2 separate regions of the Homo sapiens genome follow, and region 2 is linked to region 1. Evidence: chromatin contacts called from ENCODE Hi-C data. All regions are on one chromosome and are shown on one strand. The core of a region is the stretch at or near the end of the contact, and the rest is flanking DNA. Distances in the headings are between cores, read along the strand shown.

The links. Hi-C counts contacts between places; a loop is a spot of excess contacts on that map. Pooled maps may share reads with other maps.
Region 2: a map of B cell shows a loop between it and region 1 (4-fold over the local background). The contact joins the promoter of ABTB2 here to the enhancer-like site in region 1. A Hi-C loop is called at or near these places in 1 of 168 maps with a recorded cell type or tissue (B cell), 7 of 37 single-sample maps with no recorded cell type and 2 of 50 pooled maps.

What each region holds. Positions count from the first base shown.
Region 1 is chr11:33,383,758-33,390,603 of GRCh38, reverse strand. The region is part of intron 1 of KIAA1549L (KIAA1549 like); the gene reads right to left. Among named protein-coding and RNA genes, the nearest start is that of KIAA1549L, 11 kb to the right of the region's middle. Within about 2 kb of position 2,448, at least 3 of the 41 ENCODE cell types and tissues checked have a DNase peak (open chromatin) inside an H3K27ac peak, as active enhancers do.
Region 2 is chr11:34,354,580-34,361,425 of GRCh38, reverse strand. It overlaps ABTB2 (ankyrin repeat and BTB domain containing 2), which reads left to right and starts at 3,416. Exons shown (of 17, transcript NM_145804.3): 1 at 3,416-4,725. The coding sequence starts at 3,843. RefSeq lists a silencer at 3,231-3,430 and an enhancer at 4,381-4,490.

The sequences.
Region 1 (6,846 bases), core at 1,199-3,698:
GCCCCTTCTCCTCTGGCCTCTGCTGAATGGATGAGAGGTAGTTTCCCTAATTCCATTGGCCAGATTGCAGCAGCTTGATTCTCCCTCATGGGAATGTGGAACTGGGGCAGAGTCTTGATGGTGGGCGTTTAAACTAAAGAGGCTTGCCCACTCTGGCTGCAGTGAGCACCACAGCAAGTGAAAAGCCCCGTGCAAGGTTTATTGTCAGGGGAACCAAGAAGCTATGGGGAAGCAGAAAAAGCCAGTCTCCAGAAAGAGGCAGAAGGATGAACTGGGCCATAGGAAGAAGAGGCACTGGGCCCAGGAGATGCACAGCCAGTAACCTTAGCCTCTTAATATCCTGGAGGGCAATATCATGAAGCAGAGTGTGGGCTCTGGAATCGAACTGCCTGGGTTCCAATCTCTACTCTGCCAGTTAACTGGGAGACACTGAACCAGTTACTGTTAAGTTATTCTGTGCCTCAGTTCTCTCTTCTGAAACATGGGGATAATTGCAGAACCTACTTCATAGGGTTGGTATGAGAATCAAATGAACTGATACAAACAGTAAATGCTCAAAAGTATTAGCTGTTATTTCTATCAATTAATTATAGCATCCACGTGGCCTGGTTATATTTCATTCCTATTACGAATATGTCACCTGGGATTCCCCCATGGCCTGAGGCCCCATACTGGAGCTAGTTTTAGTTGTGTAGCTAGGTGATCTGTCCCCTGAATCACAGAATAATGTGCAAATCCCTGGACCAATGTGTGACCTTTAGCAAATCACTTTCTCAACCCTCTCTTAGAGTAGTGTGAGATTCAAATAGGAAAAGAAACTGAAAGCTTCGACAACCGTGAACTGTTGTACCAAACTCTGGAGACTGTTGTCTCTGCAGGGAAAAGAAAAGATATTACATTGGTCACAAGAATGGAAAACACTTGTTTAAAATGTGTTTATTGCTGGACTAGAGACTAGAGAAATATTCCCCATCCAACTGGAAAAAAAGGTTCAGTTTCCGTAGGGTTCACCAGCTTGATTCATACGTTCATCTCCAGTATTAATAAGATAATAACAGGAAACTGCCAAAGACAGTTCTAGGATGCTGATTTTTTAATACACTTTCACCCAGCTTAATTATGTTCAAAATAATGCTCCAAAGACTGATCCTCCCATTCTTTTCAAAACAAAGACTTCTTAACGGACAATGAAGGATACAAATCTAGAGATATTTTTATTCATCCCTTTTCAACAAGAACTTATAAGCCACACTGTCAATTTCAACACATTTTCTTCTCACACTTCCCATTTTTCTTCAGCCTTCTTGGGTTTGCTGTTGACACCTGGTAAATAAAAAGGCAAGTGACAGGGGAACGGCATTCATTACTAGGGACAGAGGTAGGCAGACAGGTCTGGGAGTCCCAGTTTCATTCTAGATACTTCATTCCATATTTCATGTGGAAAGACTGAAGTTAGAAGTATTCTAGGCTTCCCCATTTACTTGAACTGCATAAATACCAAAACCATTTTGTGTGTCTGACGTCAGGAGATTTTATTTCTAGCTAAGAATAGATTTAACATATATAAATCTCAATCTAAATCGAATTCACCTCTTGTGGTTAGGACACTTGGGCAAAGCCACGTCTGAGTGAACAGGAGGCAGGTGCAGCAGCGACCTTGGCCTATGTTGAGGAAGCTACTTGGCCTTATTTATATCTAGGATTGGTTATAACATGAATTTATCCCCATTCTATGTGGTGTTTAAAAGGGCCCATGATTTTTCTTAAATGTCTGCAGAAGTATCGTCTAGAGAAGGAAGCCAGGGAGTAAAGGAAAATGGGCAGAACCGTCTAAGGAGATATTTTAACTCTAGGTTTGAATCTGACCTGTGTTGTTAAAGCTATTTATTCTCTTTTATAATAAAAGGTCTTTCCCTGTTTCTAACAGAAGTTCAAGTTCTCTCATGACACAATTTAGTTAGCATGGAAAGAGGGTCATGATATAGTGTTAACGGGAAAAGCAAGTTGCTGAATATTATACCTTTTATATCTTAAAAAAAAATTAAGTTGAGGCTACGTCTATGGATATAAATATTTGTATGAAGAGGTCTGGAAGGATCCATCACACTTGACTGACAGCATGACTCTAGAGAATAGCAAGGTGATATGGTTTGGCTGTGTCTCCACCCAAATCACACCTTGAATTGTAGTTCCCATAATCCCCATGCATTGTGGAAGGGACTCAGTAGGAGGTAACTGAATCATGGGGGCAGTTACCCCTACGCTATTCTTCTGATAGTGAGTTCTCACAAGATCTGATGGTTTTATTCTCCCCACTTCACTCGGCACTTCTCTTTCCTGCCATCATATGAAGAAGAATGTGTTTGTTTCCCCTTCTGCCATGATTGTAACTTTCCTGAGGCCTCCCCAGCCATGCGGAACTGTGAGTCAACTAAACTTCTTCCCTTTCTAAATTACTCAGTCTCGGGCAGTTCTTTATAGTAGCGTGAGAGTGGACTAATACACAAGGCAAAGAGGGCCTTTTGCATTTTACTGCATCTACCTGAGTATTGCTTGAATTTAATAAAATATATATTACTTTCATAATTTTTTAAAATCCAATGAAGATTGAAGATAGGCCTATATTTATCTGGGCCTCACACTGGAACTATGACAGCAAACTGTGGGAAAACTCTTCCCTTTTCAGAATGAAAATCGTTGGCTGGGCTTGGCTGCTAATGTAGGAAGAAGCAGGAAATGCAGATGGTAGAACTCCACCAAAACATCTGCTTATGGCTTGTAAAGACACAGACGGGGGATGGGGGAAGAAGGGAAGATCTTGAGGCTGTTATCCACAGATGAGAAAACGAAAGCCCTGAAAAGTGAAATGATTTGGTAACAGCCAGGGGTGACCTCAGTCTCCTGAATGCAACCAATGCAATTTTCCCTCACCCAGGCTGTTTTCCCTAGACCTTAAACCAAAGTAGTGTCTGCTGGTAGCTTTCAGAATGAGAAAATGGGCCAGGAATGATAGTTCATGCCTATAATCCCAGCACTTTGGGAGGCCGAGACTGGCAGATTACTTGAGGTTAGGAGTTCGAGACCAGACTGGCCAACATGGTGAAACCCCATCTCTACTAAAAATACAAAAATTAGCCAGGTGCAGTGGTGCGTGCCTGTAGTCCCAGCTACTTGGGAGGCTGAGGCAGGAGAATTGCTTGAACCTGGGACGTGGAGATTGCAGTGAGCCGAGACTGTGCCACTGCACTCCAGCCTGGACAACAGAATCAGACTCCATCTCAAAAAAATAAAATAAAATAAAGAGAGAGAGAATGAGAAAATGAACTAGAGGTACCTGATACTTTTTATTTTACTAAAGAAATCCTTGAGGGATCTTCAATATCATCTGTAAGCTCACGGGCCTTAAAAGAGAAATTGTTCTGCACAAACACGTCCATAAAGCAGAAGTGGGAATACTTCTCTCTCATTTTATTTTATTTTATTTATCTTTTATTTTTGAGACAGAGTCTTGCTATGTCACCCAGGCTGGAGTGCAGTGGCACAATCCCGACTCACTGCAACCTCCACCTCCTGGGTTCCAACAATTCTCATGCTTCAGCCTCCCAAGTAGCTGGGACTATAGGTGTGCACCACCATACCTGGCTAATTTTTGTATTTTTAGTAGAGACGGGGTTTCATCACATTAACCAGGATGGTCTCGAACTCCTGACCTCAAGTGATCCACCCTCCTTGGGCTCCCAAAGTGTTGGGATTACAGGATTGAGCCACCGCATCTGGCCCCTATTATTTTATAGACCAGCACTACCCTTCTAACAAAACCAGACACCTTTTAGCAAAACAAAACTACAGACCAATACCCCTCATGAACATGAAACTAAAAATTCCTAACAATGGCCTGGCCGTTGTTAGAAATTTCTTTTGAGATGGAGTCTTGCTCTTGTCACCCAGGCTGGAGTGCAGTGGCATGATCTCAGCTCACTGCAACCTCTGCCTCCCAGGTGCAAGCGATTCTCCTGCCTCAGCCTCCTGAGTGGCTGGGATTACAGGCACCCACCACCATACCCAGCTAATTTTTTTGTGTTTTTAGTAGAGACAGGGTTTCACCATGTTGGCCAGGCTGGTTTCGAACTTCTGACATTAGGTGATCCTCCTGCCTTGGCCTCCCAAAGTGCTGGGATTACAGGCATGAGCCACCACATCTGGCCAGGAATTTCTTTAGTTTGTAAAAAGTTGTCTTTTTACAAACTAAAGATAAACCCTGTGATCATCTCAATAGACAAAGAGAAAGCATTTGCCAAAATCTGATAACCAGTCATGATAAAAATTCACAGCAAATTTGCTAGAGAAGGGAATTTCCTCAGCCTGATAAAGGGCCTCTGTGAAACAAAATCAAAACTATAGCCAACATCATACTCTAGAGAAAGACTGATATTTCCCTCCAATGCCAGGATCAAGGCAAGGATGTCCACTCTCCCTATTTCTATTCAGCAAAGTACTAGAAGTTCTAGCCAGTGCAATAAGGCAAGAAAAATAAATAAAAGCCTTACAGATTTGAAAGAATGAAAAGTGTCTTTATTCACAGATAACATTATTTCCTATTTAGAAAAATCTCAAAGATTCTATAAAAAGCTACTAGAACTAAAATGAGTTTAGGAGGGTCATATGATATAAGGTTTTTAAAATTATATTTCCATACACTAACAAAGAAATTTTTCTATTACTATATGCCAAAGCACTGAAAAACATGAAAAATGTATGTACAAATTTGTATGTGGAAAACTATAAAACATTGATGAGAGAAAAGAAAGAATACCTAAGTAAATGGAGAGAGATATGTTCACGGATTAAAAAAAAAAACACTGTTAAGATAGAGATCTCTAAATGGTCTAGATTCAAAGAAATTCCAACCAAAAATCCAGCAGGCTTTTTAAATAGAAATTAACAAGAAGATACTAAAATCTGTATAGAAAGCATAAGACCTAGAATAGCCAAAAAGATTTTTTAAAAGAATAAAGAATACTCACACTATCTGACTTCAAGACTTACTACAGAACTAAAGCAGTGAAACTCAATCACGGTCAATTTTACTCCCTAGGGGGACATTTAGCAATGTCTGGAAACATTTTTGGTTGTCACAACTAAGAGTGAGGGGAGTTACTGACATCTACCAGGCAGTCAGAAATATTGCTAAACTTCTAATGCACAGGACAGGCAACCACAACAAAGAACCGTTGAACCCAAAATGTTAATAGTGCTGACGTTAAGAAACCCTGAACTAGAGAAATCAAGACAGTGTTGTACTGGCATATGGAGAGAAGTACAATAGAACAGACTAGAAATAAACCCAGACATATATGGTGCCAAGATAAGTCAATGGACCAAGGATAGTCTTTTCAATAAGTGGTGCTAGAACAATTAAATATCCATATAAAAAAATTAACCTTGATTCTTACTTTGCACCATACACAAACATGAAATGGATCACAGACCTAAAAGTAAAAATAAAAATACAAAACTTCTAGAAGAAATCATAGATATTTGTGACCTTGGCACACATTAGGCAATTTCTATGCTAGGACACAAAAAGCACAAATCTTAAATTGAAAAGTTGATAGAGTTAATCTAAATTTAAAACTTCTCTCCTTTTAAAAAAAAAAAACAAAAAACAAAAAAAACGCTGTTAATAAAATGAAAAGACAAGCCACAGACCGGGAGAACACAGTTGCAAAACACCTATCTGATAAAAAGACTTGTATCCAGACTATATAAAGAAAAGCTCAAAACTCAGTAAAAAGAAAACAATCCAATTTTTAAATGGGCAAAATAACTTAACAGACTTCAAAGTAGAGATATAGATGGCAAGTAAGAACATGAAAAGATATGCAACAATAAAATTATTAGTGATTAGAGAAATGTAAACTAAAATGAATGAGATACCACTAAACAGCTATTAGAATGGCTGACATCTAAATTAAAAGGAAAAACAAAGCTGACAATACCAAATGCCAGTGAGGATACAGAGGAACAACTAGAACTCTCATACATTGCTAATGAGAATGCAAAACTGTACAGCTACTTTGAAAAACAGTTTGGCAGTTTCTTATAAGATGAAATACGTCCCTAACACATGACCAAGCAATCCCACCCCTAGGCATTTACCCAAAAGGAATGAAAACTGCCCACAGAAAGACTTCCATGTCATAAACTGGAAACAACCCACATGTCCATCAACTGCTGAATGCATAAGCAAACTGTGGTGCAATGGAATACTATTCTGCAATAAAAAGAACAGAATTAGTGATCGATGCAATGACACAGATGATTTTCAAGAGCATTATGCTAAGTGAAAGAAGCCAAATGCAAAATGTTATATACAGTACAATTCCATTTCTACGACCTTCTGGGAAAGGCAAAACTACAGGGATGGAAAATACATGGGTAGTTTCCAGGGACTGGGTGTGTTGGGGGAGTGGATTAACTGCAAGGGGCAGGAGGGAACTTTTTGAGGTGACAGAAATGTTCTGTATCTGGATTGTGGTGGTGGACGCATGATTGCACACTTTTGTCAAAACTCATCATGCAGCACACCTACAAAGGATGAATTTCACTGTATGTAAATTACACCTTAATAAACTTGACTTTAAAAAAAGAAGAAAAAGATGGTGGCTGATGAGTGTGTTCTCTTTGTACTGCATGACATTTTAGAAATCTGAACTAATTGGTGATATTTGAAAACAAAAAGATTCTAAATAAAGATCTGCCTTTTCTTGAGAAGTCAGAACTATGGCACCCTGAGCCTCGGTCCCATGCAGGCTGCCACTAAGCAGTAGCTGCCTCTTTGAGCAA
Region 2 (6,846 bases), core at 2,167-4,666, 970 kb before region 1:
AACTCAATGGAGAAGATCCCTTCCCTCATGGAGCTTATATTCTTGTAGGACAGAAAGACAACCAACAAACAAGCAGGTAATGCTCTCTGCTCTATAAACTTAGTTTTCTCCAATTAATTTCAAATCTATTTCTGTAAGCCTGAACATGTTAATTCTCTGCTTAAAGACATTCCCTCCTGACTAGGAGAGTTGATTAAAACCACCTGTGGGAGTTAAAGATCTACATCTGCCAAATGCACTGAAGGTGATCCACAAACTAAATTAAAATTTGGCCACTCTCCAAAGTCAAGGCCATAATCTACCTTTCTCATGAGACAGTTCTGTCTGTAAATAGTTGGGATTATAACACCCTCACTTTCAAGGTAAATTCCAGGGTATTTTATCTCCTAATTTCCAGATTGTTTTTGATTGTGTAAGCACATAGAAGACCTCACACCAGGTAAAGTTTCTAAAGTTTACTTCAAGCTACCTCTGTTACATGATTTTTGCGTGGGTAATCCGAGATCTGCTTCTTAATTGTCAACTCCACTTGGAATTGTTCCAATGTTTGCCAGTGTTCTGTTATGTTCTTTTCTCCTTGTCCAGCTTAATGACAGCTGTTTTTCTTCAAAAACAATGTTTCTTCAAAAATAATGTTTGGGTAAGGCCCGAGTTGGGATGACATTTTCTCTTAATATAATTTGCATTCTTAAAATCAAACACATTACCAGCAGATTGGCTTAACTGAACACATGCACGTATATATAAGAAACCATGTCCTTTCTTTCCTTGACCCAAAGTTTTGTATTTCACCACACTGGCCAACTCCCAAAAGTTGAACTGAAATCAAAGAATTGGTTCATTCTAAGATGGCTGGATATATATATATATATATATATATATATATATATATATATATATTCATCTCTATCTATCTTCCTCCTATTCTTTTTCCCATATCACACAAAACACAAACACAGACACATTCTGGGTTTACTTGGTACTGCCAGTCCTCAGGCTGACTAGAAGACTGAGGAAAATTTGAAAGACAAGAGATCTATCTACAGTCTTTCCTAACTTCCTAGTCCCTTTACCAGATTTTTCCATGAGGATTTGTCTTCCTTTTTTCCTTGAGGAAGCCAACTCTTGAGGGCTACAAAACACTTATTTCAGCATGTGTCTCTAAAAGATAAGAACATTTGATAAATATAACCACACTACCATTACCACATCAAAAAAAAAAAAACAGTTATTCTTTAAGAGCAAACATCGAGGCAGTGTTCCTAATGGTTTCATAATGTCAAATGTTTACTGGCTTTTTAAAACAAATTCAAAATACACATAAGTTCCACACCTTGTAATTGGTTATTATGTCTTTCAAGTCTCTTTAAATGTGTAGGTCTTCTCTCCATCTCTTTCTTTCCTTGAAACTTATTTATTAAAGAAACTCAGTTGTTTGTTCAGAAGCATTTCCCATGGCTGAATTTTGCATAATATATCTTCATGTTGCAGGTCAACATTCACAGGATTCTCAGATTCAGTTGGAGGCATGTTTGATTATCTACACTTTAAGTCATCAAGTAATTTGAATATATTAATATAAATCCCATAGGCTCTTTTTCCCACTCCAGATGATTCCTCCAATAACCTTTCATTCAGTAAGTTCCCCGTTGTAAATTTCCAGTTAAGTAATTCTCTTTAGGTTTGATGGGTGCGCACAACGAAGAAAAGGGGGGACAGGGAAACCTTTCTGAAATTCATTTCCTTTGAATATATCCATTAGAGGGCGACATTGCCTTTAATATTATATTTCCCCAATAAAGTTTTAAATTGCATAAAATTTACTTTTGTATTTTTGACAAGTTGGACCTCATTGCCTACTTTAATTTCTAATCTCACGTCTGTAAAGTGTGACTGCATTCTCCTTTGTTAGTTTGATCTCTGCTGACTTGCGTCTTTGGTATTACAGTACTTCCATCTTTGACTCTGTTCCCAATTCTAACCATCGGGCGGCGATGTTGCATAAATAAAGACCCGCGGAAAGGCAAAATTAAGCGAAACTGCCAAATAAAAAGCAGTTTCACCGGGGGTAAAGGCCATTAATTTAAGAAGGAAAGAGACAAACCAGACATTTCTAGTTCATATCCAACTCACGGCCCAAGGTCAGAACTGTGTAAAATGCAACACAAAGGAGCCATTCAGGAGTGGGGGAGGCTGACTTGGGGAGAGCGAATGCACAATCCCCGCCTTGAGCCTGCGGTTCCACTGGAGGGGGCACAGGTCCGTTTGCGCACGTGCGTGTGAGTAGCCACAGGGCAGCGGCGGGACATGCCTGCACCGGGCATGGGACTGCTGAACCAACAGCGCTCTGGCGGACCGTTTGGGACACCCGCCCGGAGGCAGGTTGGCACTGGCGCTGCCTGGAGGTCAGCCACTCATTGTACCCCGGAGGAACTGGGTCCCGCGGGGGCATACGGCTCGCCCACCGGCACGCGTTAGGAGGCGAACACCTGCATCCAGCTAGGTGTTCCGAGCTCAGCCCAGGGCGAGGGACTGCTCTGCCACCTTCTTCTCATTCTTCCTGTAAGAACACTGTCTATCTCGGACAAAAAGGACCCACCTGACAGCAAGTGGTATCGTCACACAGAGGTAACAGGGAAGTCACGGATCCTCTTGAGAATCTGACAAAAGTTGGTGCCCCTTCCCCATAGTGGCACTCAGAAAACTGCAGGTGAAACCACAAATGGGCGGAGGCACTCACAGGCTTCCTGGGGCCCGTCCATTGATCAGATACCAGGTTAAGAAATTCTGTCCTTATTGGAGCCTAGACGGCAGCGCAAAGGAACCAGACGGACTTGGAAAGAGAGGCAGGGACTCCCTCCTCCCTCCAAACACAGCCAGCGTTTCATCTCGGATTGCGGGAGGGGCCTGGCGGAAGGTGGAGGAGAGGTGGAGCGCCTGGATGGGGCCCTCCCCATTCTCCTGGCCCCAACCCCAGGACGCCTGGCTGCGGAGGGCTCGAAAGCGAGCAGCGAACGCCCAAAGCCTGGGTGGCGGGAAGGTGGCAGCGCCCTGTAGCTTTTCCTTTGCATTTTTCTTTAAATCGTGAGCTCCGGAGCTATCGTTTCGACCGCTGCTTTCCGGTCTCCACCTCCACCTCCCAGTTGGCTGGCTCGCCCTTCCCCCACCCCCCCATCCCCCCCATCCCCCCCCATCCCCACCCCCATCCCAGCCGCGTGCCCGACCCTCGGCCTCCAGCCCCGCCTCCTTCGCCGCGGGGTTTAACCCGAGGCAGAGTGAAATCTGCATAGTGACCGCCCCCTCGGAGATCATTGGTGCAGCCCCGCCCATCGCGGCCGGTGATTGGTAAGCCGCCCGGGGTTATTTGCATGTCGGACGCAGCCGGGTACCCAGCTGTGCTGCCGGCCGGCGCAGCGCAGAAGTTTGCAGAGCGCTTTCTCGCCGGCTGGTCCCGGACTCGCGCTGCGCCCTGCGCCCTGCGCCGCCGCCTCCTCCTTCTGCCGCCGCCGCCCTGTTCTCCCGGGATTCCTTCTCTGTGGAGGACTGACTCTCTGCTTGTGGGAATTAGAGGTGGACAAGGGGGAGTGCCGGGGGGTAGCGACGGGGTTCTTTCCAGTGGCAGCTGCGAGTCGGGACGCCGGGAGCGTGGGGCTCCTGCTGGCCACGGATCTCGGCCACCTTCCCGCGGCCTCCGGGCAGGCAATGCGGCCGCCGAGCCCCGCGACGCAGAGAGGAAGGAGGGTGGCCCGGAGGGCCTAGAGCTTGTTTCTGCCCACTTGGGAAAGAGGGCATGGAGTTGTGAGTGCCCCTCGCTCGGCGACGCCGCCCTCGGCAGGCTCCCCATGGCCGGGACGTACAGCTCGACTCTGAAGACGCTGGAGGACTTGACCTTGGACTCCGGGTATGGGGCCGGGGACTCGTGCCGCTCGCTCAGCCTCTCGTCCTCCAAGTCCAACTCGCAGGCGCTCAACTCTTCGGCGCAGCAGCACCGCGGGGCGGCCTGGTGGTGCTACTCCGGCTCCATGAACAGCCGCCACAACAGCTGGGACACGGTGAACACGGTGCTGCCCGAGGACCCCGAAGTGGCCGACCTCTTCTCGCGCTGTCCGCGGCTCCCCGAGCTGGAGGAGTTCCCCTGGACCGAAGGAGACGTGGCCCGGGTGCTCCGCAAAGGCGCTGGCGGCCGGCGGCTGCCCCAGTTCTCCGCCGAGGCGGTGAGGCGCCTGGCCGGGCTGCTCCGCAGGGCACTGATCCGCGTGGCCCGCGAGGCGCAGCGCCTGAGCGTGCTGCACGCCAAGTGCACCCGCTTTGAGGTGCAGAGCGCCGTGCGCCTGGTGCACAGCTGGGCGCTGGCCGAGAGCTGCGCGCTGGCAGCCGTCAAGGCGCTGTCCCTGTACAGCATGAGCGCCGGCGACGGGCTGCGCCGGGGCAAGTCCGCGCGCTGCGGCCTCACCTTCTCAGTGGGTCGCTTTTTCCGCTGGATGGTGGACACCCGAATCTCCGTGCGCATCCACGAGTACGCAGCCATCTCCCTCACCGCCTGCATGGAGAACCTGGTGGAGGAGATCCGGGCCAGGGTGATGGCCAGCCACAGCCCTGATGGCGGAGGGGCCGGAGGCGGGGAGGTGTCTGCTGAGGCCCTGGAGATGGTCATCAACAACGACGCCGAGCTCTGGGGCGTCTTGCAGCCCTATGAGCATCTCATCTGCGGCAAGAACGCCAATGGTAAGCGCGCGGGCCTCGGACTGGCAGACTGGGTAGGCAAGAAATCCCGCCCTGGGCTACTGGGGGAGTGAATTTCCTGAGACAAAGCTGGTGGCTGTGCCAGTTCTTTGGGAGAAAACGTTTGGTCTGAGGATAGGGTTCATTACATGGCACTTGCCAGAGATTGTTCTAAGGGTGTCTGACTTTTGGAGGGTAAACTTGTGAATGATCTCCATCCTGTTCTGCGTGGCATTGTTACTATCTGCGGGCTGTTCATTGATTGGGTGAGATTGAATCTCTTGACCAAGCCATTCCTGAACCTCTCTTGAAATGAAACTTACTGCCCCGTGGCTCTTTACCGTGATTGACTAGGTCTCTAGCTGCTGTCTTTCCCCAACAGCTGGTTAGATTGACTGATTCTGCCCCCTAGTTTTCCCCAGCTCAATAGCAGCAACCAAAGGGTCCCAACTTAAAGACCTGAACCTTGGATAAGTAAGATGGGCGGAGGGAAGTGGGAAGCCCAAGATCTGGTGCTGCGCCTTGTGCTTTGCTGGGCTGAAGGATGCTGTCAGGCGCTCTCTTGGGGGATGGAGGGGTAGTGGTTCGCTCTTACCTATATGTGCCCAGGAATGATGAAACCTGGGGACCCCGACTCCCCTTCCCAGAAAAGTAACCACAGATTGTCTCCTGAGACCTGATTTTTCCAAGCTGTCACCAACCAAGTGAGCCATTGGTTAAAACCTTGCATTGTATTAAATGTTCTTTCCTGAAAAGAGTGGTGGCCCATCAAGGGGAAGAGATAGGTAACCGCATGGGGTCAAGTCTGGGAAAGGAACCATTGGGTGGTTGCACTTCCCTGAAGATAGCATGGATTTGGTGCAAAGGATGGAAACAAAGCACATGACCTTTTCCCTGACAATGTTAGGGGGTGTGACATTGCATTCAACTGCAAACTACCTACAAGACTTCAGTTTGAGAAGTCAGCACCATAAACTGTTCAGAATGGTATTATGGTTAAACAGCCTTACGATCTGATTGGAAGGCCATTTGGGGGGCAGCTTTCAGTGGCAAATAAGCAGGCAGTGGAAGAGGTCAGGTGGGGACTGGAAAGGGATAAAAGAAGTCAAAACATGGTTTAACATAATCATAATAGCTGAAATGCAAAATAACCCTTAATGTGTCGTCATTATTCTCAGCACTTTGTATTTAACTCAAGTACTCCTAGCAAGCCTATTAGGTAGGTACTTACTGCATAGTATGATGCCCATTTTACAGATAAGGAAACCAAGGTACCCAGCAGTTAAATAATCTGCCCAACATTACATAGATGTTAAATGGCAAAACTGGAATTTGAATCCAGTTTGAATCCAGGTAGGCCCCTTTAAGGTTCTAGATGCTGGTGGAGAAGAAACAGCTTTGTTTTTCTGGTTTGTTGTTGTTGTTTGTTTGTTTGTTTTTCTTACTGGACTATAGCTCTCAGATCTTATGCTTTGTTTTTTGATTAGCCCAGTTTTCGAGAACAGTTGACATGTTAGGCCCATTTTGAAGACACTCTGTACCAAGCATGGCTTACTTTGACATTATTGGTTTTGTTTTTAAATTCTGGCACTGCCAAAGGAGATGCTGGGAATTGAAGAGCATCTGCTGCTTAATTTTCTTCCTCTTAGGTCAGAGCTAAGGTCAGTCCTGAATCTCAGTTGATGATGTCACAGCTGCTTGTTGTGCCTCACCCTCCAGGTTTGTGGCATCAACACTGGGAACAGCAGCTCCAGGGCAGGAAGTGGAGGGCCAGGGGATTTCCATCTCCAGTGGTCATAATTGAGGGAAAGAGTTCTGTACTTTTGGCTGAGAGGAGGCCCAAACTGAACTCAAAGAAGTAAAGGCAGGCTCCTAGGAGAAAAGACTGAAGACCTAACCCTATAAGCCAAACAAGAATAAGGGTGGAACTGTAAATGCAAAACAAAACAAAAACATATATTCATGCAGAACAGGTGCCCAGCACATTGAGAAGCTTCTCCCAGCTTTTCTAACTGCAAATTGAAATAAGGAAGACCAACTCCCTGCCCAGGACACCCTGAAGATGCGAAGTGGCCAGAAGCTGCTAGAAAACAGATGTCTTCTGCTAAAGGGCTTCCAACCAAA